Linked DNA regions of Homo sapiens: region 2 is linked to region 1. Evidence: read pairs that join two places in POLR2A ChIA-PET (ENCODE). Cell type or tissue: Panc1. All regions are shown on one strand. Links, peaks and the distances in the headings refer to the core of each region. The heading gives the core; the rest is flanking DNA. Region 1 overlaps THSD4 (thrombospondin type 1 domain containing 4). Region 2 has its middle 34 kb from the start of ADPGK-AS1.

Region 1 (5,387 bases), core at 247-5,246:
AAAATAAAGTAGGCTTAAAGTGTAGACGCACTCCTTCTGCTTCATGTGTCAATGTCTGTTGATGTCAGAAGAGTCTGACTGGGATGCATGATCACTACATGAAGCCTCATGTATAGAGTGCTCAGAAAAGTGTCTGGTACATGAGATAGTGTTGAATGAATGTGAGTTATCGCCTGCAAGGTCCTTGGAAAGCCTTTATAGCCTCCTCTCCCAATCGTCCCACCTACCCAACCTCTGGACCAGTCTCAAGGATGACGCAGCATTTCCCAGAACGTTTGGGCTTGTGAGCCATTGCTCACGATGCTCCCTTCTCCTAGAATGTCCTTCCACCCATGTCCCGTCCCTATGGACAATTCCATTAGGACTCAGCTTAAATGTTAAGCTTTCCTCTATCCCCTCCCAATACTCTGGCTGGAATTCATTTTTCTTTCATCAGGGCTCATAAAAGCAATATGGATAAGCCTCAATCATAGCACACAGGACACTGTGTTACAATTATTCATTTCTTTTCCCCTGGTATCTCTGAGCTCTTTGAGAACGGGACCTGTATGTCCAAAATTTGTATCCCTAACTGACCACATAGGCTCTCAATAAAATTAAAATTTGAAATGAACTCAACTATATCAGCCAATCCTTTCTAAGTCCTAGGGTGTCTATAAGCTTTAGTAAAATTTACCTGGTTTTTAAAGACCCATACTTTTTAACTCCACTCATAACAGCTCCAGCATACACAGTAATGCCTGCTACTTGGTTATGGGGCCATGACCGTGGGAAACATCCTGTAATTTATCTCCATACAAAGTTGTTGGCAAGGGAAACAAACATGTCTGCTTCTCAGGAAGAATGGCTGGCAACCGTCAGGGCTTTGGATAAACTCCGGCCATGTGTCTTCAGCCAGAAGTTTGCTTTGTGGATCCATCATCAAACCTTAACCTGGCTGAGGGCTGCACGTAATAGTGACACCAGAAGTGACGGTCCTGGAAGCTTCAGTCTTTCCAAATGAACATTCAGCATGTTCCTGGTTGGGAAAGGATGTTAAAAGACAAAGAGGACAAAGAGGACAGGAAAGCATCAACTCTGATGGAATCACGAATCTGCCAAAAATAAATGGACATGGCAGTCTTTTCTTTTGTTTAATTAAAAGGCTCACTTTGGAAGCCAAAAAGGACAGATGTGAGAGTACAGGGTTGACATGGTTCTTCAGAGGGGCTTTTACACAAGTGTATCAAGGAGTGTTGAAAAGAACCAGGGCAGGCAAAGTGTGCATGGTAAAGCCAAATGACAGAAGGTAGTGGGTTTCCTAAATGCAGAGAAGGGTAAACACATTACCATTATTTGGTAATTGACTTCTGAATCTATATGGCCCCTGGAAGGGAGTAGGGAGATAAAAAGCAAAGGCATGGACCAAGTTGGGAGAAGTGTTGCAGAAAGGAAACTTGTTTCCATGTTGTTTTCAAGTCCAATCTGGCCATAGAGAACCATCACCAGCCCAGCAGAGAGGCCACGCGAACACCATCTCCACTCACTGGTGACAGTCTCAATAAGACATTGGAGATCGCTGTGTCCTAGAGCTTGTAAGCCTTGCCACAGATGATGTGAGCAAAGAGCACATGTGAGAAGCATTTTGATATTTTGAAGTTATAAAAGATTTGCTTAGTTTGTGTACCAGGAGAAACTCAAGAGCAGATGGCTAGGAGATGCAGCAAGGTGGAAGGCCTGATGAAATCCATAATTTGAGAGGAAAAACCAGAGTAAAATCAATCAACAGAAGCAATGTTGGTTAAGGGTCTATAGTACATGTCTGTTTTATGTATGTATAGTTTCCCTAAAGAAGGGATTTTTCTTTTCCCTTTGCAATCATGATATATGATGTATTATGGTGGGAAATGCAGAAAGCTCAGCTCAGCACCAGGTATCAGATTGGTCCTGCTCCTCACTAGCTAGGTTTGGGCTTCTGCTGTATAAAAGACAGGCTTGCACCAGATGATCTCTAAAACCTCTTGCAGTGCTCATGGCCTGTGATTGATTTACCATGCAACGTTCAATTGTGCTGCAGAGGCTGTTTTCCCACAGAATGCAGATGGACTTCTGCTACTCCTCAGGGCAGTTCCCCAGCCATTGACCTGATACCCCAGGACCACAGCTGGCCTTAGAAAGCACTTCCCAAGCAGAGGTCATCGGTACCCCAACCGGTACAAAGCTGTTCCCACCACAGCGTGGTGACAAACTTGTCTGACTATGCACCTTGAACACAGGGACCTGAGTGGTCTCATGTATCAGGTCAGCTTAAAGGTAATAAAACAGCCACCGCCAGTGGGGTTTCTTAGGAGAGTTACCAACAAGCTTAATACAAAAGTGTGGCCACGTGGTTTGCCTGGAATGATACACTTGCACACAGGAGACGCCCTGAATCTGGTAATGGCACATCCTTGTTCCCAGCTCTGTTATTTTTCCATGTGCCCTCCCCCAAGGCCTCAGCTCACCTCCCCTCCTCATCCCTGCACCATCCTCCTAAACTTCCATGGACAGCTCAAGCTTGTTGGCCATTCTTTCTAGCTGAATTTCTTTCAAATTAAGGAAACTAAACTTCAGAGTTTTGTAAAGGGCTATGTTGGGAGATTTTTATTTTAAGCAATGAAGAAGAAAAATAAAAATTCAAGTCAAAAAATAGTCACTTTTAGGAGTTGCAACACCTTGGTTCCTTATGTGCCAGAGAGCCAGAGGGGAGGTCACTTAAGCGGTCACTGGCAGCCCCAGGTGCAGAACTCAGGGGTCCTGATTCCCAGTAAAGGGTTCATTCCTGTTCCACTTCTCTGCTTGGCAGGGAATGACTAAATTCTAGGGCTCCCCACCAAGAATGTCTGCTTCAAAGTGAAGGTGCCAAAAACGAACATTAAACAGACACCATATCCTTTCTTGTTATATGCTGAAAAGCATAACTTTGAGATATTTTTAGTGAGTAAATGTGGTCAAACTCAAGGACAAAGCTGAGTTCAACTTAATGAAGTTTACATTAATATATCCCACCTTGTTTTTGGCATCAATGTTCATTTTTTTTTTTTTTTTTTTTAGTAATTTGCAGTTTATATAATTATTATAAGGCTGGAAATCTATCTCCCCAGCTGGGCAAGGATACACTATAAATGTGCTAGAATAAAATATAGATGGAGATTTAATTATCATGCTACTCATGCTTTTTAAATAACGGCATGTCAGCACTTCCATAAACCGATTTGCATTACGTTAAAATTAATGGACTGGAAACCTTTGCTTCTGCTGAAATGGACCATCCCCGTCTTTCCCTTTCGCCCTCCACCTCCTTCCTGAGACCAGCTGTGTTTCAGCTCCCCCTTCCCTGGGCCCACACTGAATCTCTGTTACCCTTACAAACCCCTGCTGCCTCTAAGAGTAAGGACCCCTATCCCATCCCAAACTCAAACCTAAGCACATGCAGCCTCATCCCATTTCTCCAAAACATGTGAAAGCAAAAGAAAATCAAAAACTAACTCAGCAATCTTGTTCTTCCTACAGTGGTCTTTGGCTACTGCTGGGTGTGGCCCACTTTTAACCTGTGAGAGTGCCATCCAGTGAAGAGACAATGGGAATGCTACCTCCCAGAGGTGAGCCCAGCAGGGAAAATACAGGCTTCTCAAGGCTAAGGGCAGGTGCTCTGGGGTCAGGGGTCACTGACAGGTGCTACGTAGACAGAAAGGTGATGCAAACGGCCAGTGGCCACACCTTCAAGACATGTTGATAGGGGCAGGGGGAGATGGACAGGCATGTGGAGAAGTGAACAGGCTCGTGTCATCTTTGTTTTCTACATTGTGCAAATGTACGCATGTGAATGAAGAAGGAATGAATTAAGCAAAGAAGTAATTAATACTAAAGAGAAAAAAATAAGAAAGGGAAACAACAATTTTAGGTGCTTTTCTGGGCTGGCCACTTCTGTATCCAATTTACATTTTGTATACAACATATCTACTTTAATCCCTGTAACTCAGAGTAGCCTTGTTTTTAATTAGAATACTGAAGGTCAGAGAAGTTAAGAAATTGCCTATGATCTCACTGCTAACAATTGAAATGGGATTTGAAGCTGGGTCAGCTTGCTCCTGTCCTGGTTTTCCTACCACTCCACGTGGCAAAATGTTGGCAGATGGCATGGACTTGTGAACACAGATAGGAAGGATGGCCCAGAAAAAGAGAATTTATGTCTGAAATACAGAATGGATTACTATAGAGATTACAATACAAGAGGTAACTTCAAAGGAGAGTAGATTTCATAACAAAAATGCAAGAACCTGCATATCCAAATGAGACCACTGCTTCCCTTTACCAGGGTTCCTCTGGAGGCTTGGCACTTACTCCAAAGATGCTGCTGTCTCAAAACATTTATGTAACTCCTTGTTGGAATGCAGTTACACAGCAAGTGACACATTCCTTTTAAATAGCTCATCCTTTAGCAGGTAAATTTGGTTTTTGCTAACAGTCGTATCCTTTGGGACCAAATCTGGAGCAACAATTTGTATTGGGAAGCATAAGTTTTAATCAAAGGCTACAACAGCCATTAGATTAGGTGTGACTATAAAACAGAGAGTTGTCCCTTCTTTAGCTCAATCGGGCTCTGAACACAACTAAGAGCTAAGCTCTGAGCTGTTTTCTGGAGTGGTGGCATTGCCAGAGCACAGACTCGCAAGGTATCTCTGTTGAAAACCAACACTCACCTGGATGTACAGGTCATGGTGAGCAGGTGTTCTGAGGGAAGACAAAGGAAAAGCAGAGGGAGTGTTGACAATTCTGAGCTTCCATATGGCAGACATTCGGGGCCTGTTGGCATGGTCCTCAGAGCAGCAACAACAGCATCAATTGAGGTTCATTAAAATGCAGAATCGCAGGTTCATGTGGACCTACTGAATCAGAACCTGCATTCTAACAACAGTTTTCAGTGGTTCTTCCGCACATTAAAGTTTGAAAAGCACTGGTCTGGAGGAGGAGGCTCTACAAAAGGGTTGGGTATTGAGGAGCCGAAAAGACAACCTGGAACTGAGATTCCCAGGGATGACCTGAAAACAAGCATTTCAAAAGCTCAGAAAAGCAAGATTTTAACTACTCTCATTTTATATTATCGCAACTACATGTCCAAGATTTTACAAAATAGTCTCAGTTTCAAACACTCTGTTCCCTTTGCAGATCATGTATTATGGATGGTCTGGGGCAACAGGGATAGACCCATGGGTATTGGGAATGAGTATGCAGAGGGTAAGATTACTGAAATTGTTATTATGTGGGTATGGAGACGGGCTAGTTAGCATGAAGGACTGCTGAGTGTTTGGGTGGTCCGGCTGATCATCTGAACACTGAAAAATTAAGTTGAAGTCAGAGAAGGATCA
Region 2 (5,387 bases), core at 322-5,321, 1.4 Mb before region 1:
TTAAAGCTGAATTGGAGCATAGCAGTTTGAGAGCATGGTGAGCCTTTTCAGCTTGTTGGGAGGGCAGTATGAACATGGCAGCTGGTGGTGGGCCTGCCTAGTTCAGGGGTCTTCATTTCCCCTGGGCCCACAGCAGCTTCTGGAATCTCAAAGCTACCTCAAGCTCTTCATTTATGACCTCCCTTTCCCTGCTTTGGATAAGAAAGCTTGATTACTCCTTCAAAGTAAATTTAAGCCTAGAATGCAGCTTGTAACTCAAAGCTGCATTCTAGGCTTAAATTAAGGAAATCTCTGGCTGCTACCTCTTCCTTCTGTTTCCCAGATAAGTTAAAAATAACCACCAACCTTCTAGCCTATTTTTATTAGAAAGGCTCACATGAAATTTTTGTTTTCTCAAGAATTGAAATATTTATATTCTAAACCTAAGAAGACTTTATTAGGAGTCCTGAAGTGTTCACATGATCTTTTCTAATGTCTAAGTTGACTAAGCCCCTGGTCCTGAGTGTGTATTCTTAACTCGTTCTCCATTTTTTGATTGGTGATGCCAGTAAAGACTAGTTCAGGGAGTATAGACTACACATACCCTAGAGCAGTGTTTTTCAAATAATGGATCTTGAACTAATAGCTACTAAATCCATTTGGTGGTTATCACAAAAAGTATAAAAACATCATACATTATAAGGGTAAGTATAAGTAAGCATTGTTTTATAAAATGTCATTGACTGTCTAAGTGTATATAGATTTAAACATACATACATCGCCCTGCAGAATGTCCATCTTTTTTGTGAAGCAGCTAAGCAATAGAAGTGATGGGTATTTATCACACAAGACAGATTATGCAGAGGTGAGTTGGAAGGGTAGGATAAGCTGAACAGGTGGGGGCTTCAGGTTTCTCAACCCTTTGGTGTTTTACAAAGGTATTTTACATATGATTTTATATGAAGAAATCTTTGAAAATCCATTGGCCTAAAAAGGATGCCTGGTGAAGGGTGAGTCTTCCTGAAAAGTGTTGGTACACTCCCTCTGGCTTTCATTTGAAACTGATTTTAGTTTCAGGGAAAAGAAAAGCTGCAGCATACAAAGCACTACCAAGAAGTAAGAGTACAGCCAAAAATCCGTCATCTTATGCAGGTACAGTTTGCATTGTATTCTCTCCTGGCAAGTTTGAGAAGAAATCCAAATTGTACAAAAGGTTTTGAGGTGGTGAGTATTGAATGATGTTGGACAAGTTACCCTTACTGAGCCTTACTTTGCTTATCTGTAAAATGGGGTTAATGGCGGTACCTACCTTCATAGGGCTGTTGATTACAGGAGACTGCCATGTGGAATATTTAGCACAGTATGGGGCACATACTTAAGAGCTAAATAATTGTCAGTTATAACCAAGCTGAACAGACAATTTCTTGGGTCTCTTTAGAACTATTTTAAATCACTGAAAAGCTACTTGTAATAATTTAACATTTTGTTTTCTGGTCTTTTTTTTTTTAAAGGTGAAAATGTTTATATAGTGAAACTGCACAAATTTTAAGTGTGCCATTTGGTAAATTTGTTTTTGTGTTTTTGTTTTTGAGACAGAGTCTCGCTCTGTCGCCCAGGCTGGAGTACAATGGTGTAATCCCAGCTCATTGCAACCTCCACCTCCTGGGTTCAAGTGATTCAACTGCCTCAGCCTCCGGAGTAGCTGGGATTACAGGCACCTGCCACCACGCCCAGCTAAGTTTTTTGTATTATTAATAGAGATGGGGTTTCACCAGGTTACCCAGACTGGTCTTGAACTCCTGACCTCAGGTGATCCAGCCGCCTCGGCCTCCCAAAGTGCTGGGATTACAGGCATGAGCCACCACACCTGGCCTTTTTGTTTTTGAGACAGAGTTTCGCTCTGTCACCCAGGCTGGAGTGCAGTGGCTCAGTCTCGGCTCACTGTAAATTCCACCTCCCAGGTTCAAGCGATTCTCCTGCCTCAGCCGCCCTAGTAGCTGGGATTACAGGTGCCTGCCACTAGACCTGGCTAATTTTTGTATTTTTTGTAGAGATGGGGTTTTACCATGTTGGCCAGGTAACGGTCAGGCGCGGTCTCTACTAAAAATACAAAAATTAGCTGGGTGTGGTGGTGGGTGCCTGTAATCCCAGCTACTGGGGAGGCTGAGACAAGAGAACTGCTTGAGCCCATGGGGCAGAGGTTGGAGTGAGCCAAGATCATGCACTTCTGCCTGGGCAGCACAGCCAACTCTGTCTCAAAAAAAAAAAAAAAAAAAAAAGATTCAGAATGGACAGCCCCAAGCACATTGTCTGAGTTAGTCTTGATCTGCAAGGAGCAGCAAAAATGAAAAGTCTCCATCACCCTAGATAGTTCCTTCATGCCACTTCCAAGTCATCCCCACCGCATACCTCAAGCCCCAGAACAACCAGTTATTTTCCACCAGAAATCAGTTTTGCCTGTTTTCAGAATGCAACTTAAAAATGGAGCCATTCAGTATTTAGTCCTTTGTATAGAGCTTCTTCCATTTAGCATAGTATTTTTTAGAGTAATCCATGTTGCATGTAGTTGGTTGCTTTTTATAGCTAGATAGTACTCCACTGTGAGTACAGAGCATTCCACTTTGGAATTATTATGAATAAAGCTGCTGTCAACAAGTGTTTGTGTAGACGTACTGTCATTTCTCTTGGGTAAAGGCCTATAGGAGGGAAATTGCTGGGTGAAAGGCCTTTTTTCTAAAATGGTTGGACCATTTACACTCCCTAAAACAGCATATGACAGTTGTGGTTGCTTTTCTTCCCCACAACCATCTGGAGTTGTCAATGTTTAATTTTACCCATTTTGACAGGTATACAGTGGTATTTCAGCATGGATTCAATTTGTATTTCCCTAATGACATATGAGCACTTTTTCATGTGCTTTATTGACTATTCATATATCTTTCTTTGTGAAGTGTCCAAATCTTTTGCCTTTTTCTCCCCCAGTTGAGTTGTTTGCTTTGTGTATGTTGTTTGGGTTGTTAGGTTTTTTTGAGTAATAAGAGTTGCATCCAAAATGTTTGGATACAAGTCCTTTGTCAGATATGTTTTGTACTTTCTCCAAGTCTGTGGTTTGATATCCTTTTTCTTAATGTCTTAATGTTCTCTATGCCCAAAGAAATATTGGACCATGCCCATGTCACAAATATAGTCTCACTTTGTATATAAAATGTGTAAGTTTTTATCATGTACAGCATGTTTTGAAATATGTATATATTACCTTTACATTAGCTGTAGGTATATAGCTATATTGAGCTAATTATGCATTGTCTCAGTTTTTTGTGGTGAGAACACTTGAAATCTTCTGTTGGCAATTTTCAATAACTTTTTCTTCTTTAAATTCTTTTGTATTGTATTTTTATATACTAGGAAATTTTCAATAATACATTAAGTAGAGTCACCGTGTTGTACATCTCCCCAACCCCTGCCCCTAGATTGCTTTTCCATACAGCTATCCAGTCGTTCCAGTAACATTGGTTGAAAAGACTTTTCCCATTGCATTGCTTTGGTACCTTTATCAAAAATCAAATGACTGTATAACTGTAAGGTCTATGTATGCACTCACTTCTGTTTTATTGCTCTATTTGTCTATCTTTATGCCAGTGCTACATGAGCACTATTATAGTAAGTCTTGAAGTAAGGCAGTGTAAGTCTTCCAATTTTGGTTTTTTTCCATGATTGCTTTACATGTTCTTGGTCCTTTGTGTTTCCATAACATTTTAGAGCCAGCTTGTCAAGTCAATTTCTACCCCAAAACCTGCTGGGATTATGATAGGATCTATAGATGAATTTCGGAAGAATTTTTATCTTAACAGTATTTAGTCGTACAATGCATGAACATGATATATATTTCTATAATGGCCTTCTGTTTCACACCAGTGCTTTTGCCGTTTTCAGAGTAGAGGTCTTAACGTGTAGTCTGTTAAATTCCTAAGTATTTCGTATCAATAGTATTTGACACTTTTGTGATTTTTTTTATTTTCAAAATTGTTCCTTGTATATAAAAATACAATTGATTTTTGTACATTGACTGTATCTTGTGACCCTGCCAAATCCACTTGGGTGTAGTCACTTTTATTTTAATAATTTATTTTTAGGATTCCTTAGGATCTTCCACATAATCATGTCATCTGTAAAGAGTTTTATTTCTTCCTTTCTAGTCTTTATGCCTTTTTATTTCTTGCCTTATTGCACTGGCCAGAACTCTAGTCCAGTATAAGGCTGAATAGAAGTGGTAAGAGCAAACATCTTTGCCTTGGTCCTGATCTTAGGGGCAAAGTAGTCAATATTTCACTAAATATGATATCCATTGCATTTTTTTTCTCATGGATGCCCTTCATCAGGTTGAAGATGTTCCCATCTATTCTTTATTTGCTGAGAATTTTTATGATTTTGTTTTGTTTTTACTTTCTCAGGGGCTGAGAAGGGTATTGAAGTTTTAGGTTCATAGGAAATTGAGGAAATACAGACACTTGCCATATACCAGCTGCCCCAACACATGCATAGCCTCTTCCCTCCCTATCAACATCTCCCACAAGAACATGTAAAGCAAACATCTCCCACATTTGTTACAACTGATGTATATATACGGACACATCTTTATCACCCAAAGTCCATAATTTACTTTTGGCTTCAGTCTTGTACATTCTGTGGCTTTGGACAGAGTCTCACTCTGTCACCCAGGCTGGAGCACAGTGGCACAATCTTGACTCACTGCAACTTCCACCTCCTGGGTTCAAGCCATTCTCCTGCCTCAGCCTCCTGAGTAACTGGAATTACAGGTGTGCGCCACCATGCCCGGCTAATTTTTGTATTTTTAGTAGAGACGGGGTTTTGCCAGGTTGGCCCGGCTGGTCTGAAACTCCTGACCTCAGGTGATCTGCCCACCTCAGCCTCCCAAAGTGCTGGGATTACAGGCATGAGCCACCACACCTGGCCTGGACAAATATATTAATATAACAACATGCATCCACCACTATGGTATCACACAGGGTAATTTCACTGCCCTAACAACCCTCTGTGCTCTGTTCATCCTTCCCTCCCCACTAATGCCTGGCAACCACTGATCCGTTTGCTGTCTTATAGTTTTGCCTTTTCCAGAAGGCCATATTGTTGGAATCATGTGGGATGCAGCCATTTCAAATTGGTTCCTTTCTATAGTAATACGCACTTCAGTTTCCTACATGTCTTTTCATAGCTCATTTCTTTTTAGAATTGAGTAGTAGTCTTTTATCTGGATGTACCACAGTTTATTCATTTATTCACCTATTGAAGGACATTTTGGTTGCCTCCAGGTTTTGGCAACTGTGAATAAAGCTGCTGTAAACATCCATGTGCAGGTTTTTGTGTGGACATATATTTCTAACTCCTTT

Evidence for each region. ChIA-PET counts read pairs that join two places held together with the same protein. Peaks named below come from ENCODE experiments on the same cell type or tissue, not always from the same donor. Only the 100,000 strongest peaks of a DNase experiment are listed, where the experiment ranks them.
Region 2: POLR2A ChIA-PET joins it to region 1 with 26 read pairs; 2 of 35 experiments call an interaction of 5 or more read pairs at or near these places.

The regions. Positions count from the first base shown.
Region 1 is chr15:71,347,825-71,353,211 of GRCh38, reverse strand. All of the region lies in intron 6 of THSD4 (thrombospondin type 1 domain containing 4), which reads right to left. Among named protein-coding and RNA genes, the nearest start is that of THSD4-AS1, 160 kb to the right of the region's middle. In Panc1, for the core only: no CTCF peak of the experiment used is centred there; no DNase peak of the experiment used is centred there.
Region 2 is chr15:72,745,787-72,751,173 of GRCh38, reverse strand. No RefSeq gene overlaps it. Among named protein-coding and RNA genes, the nearest start is that of ADPGK-AS1, 34 kb to the left of the region's middle. In Panc1, for the core only: no CTCF peak of the experiment used is centred there; a DNase peak (open chromatin) is centred at 2,447.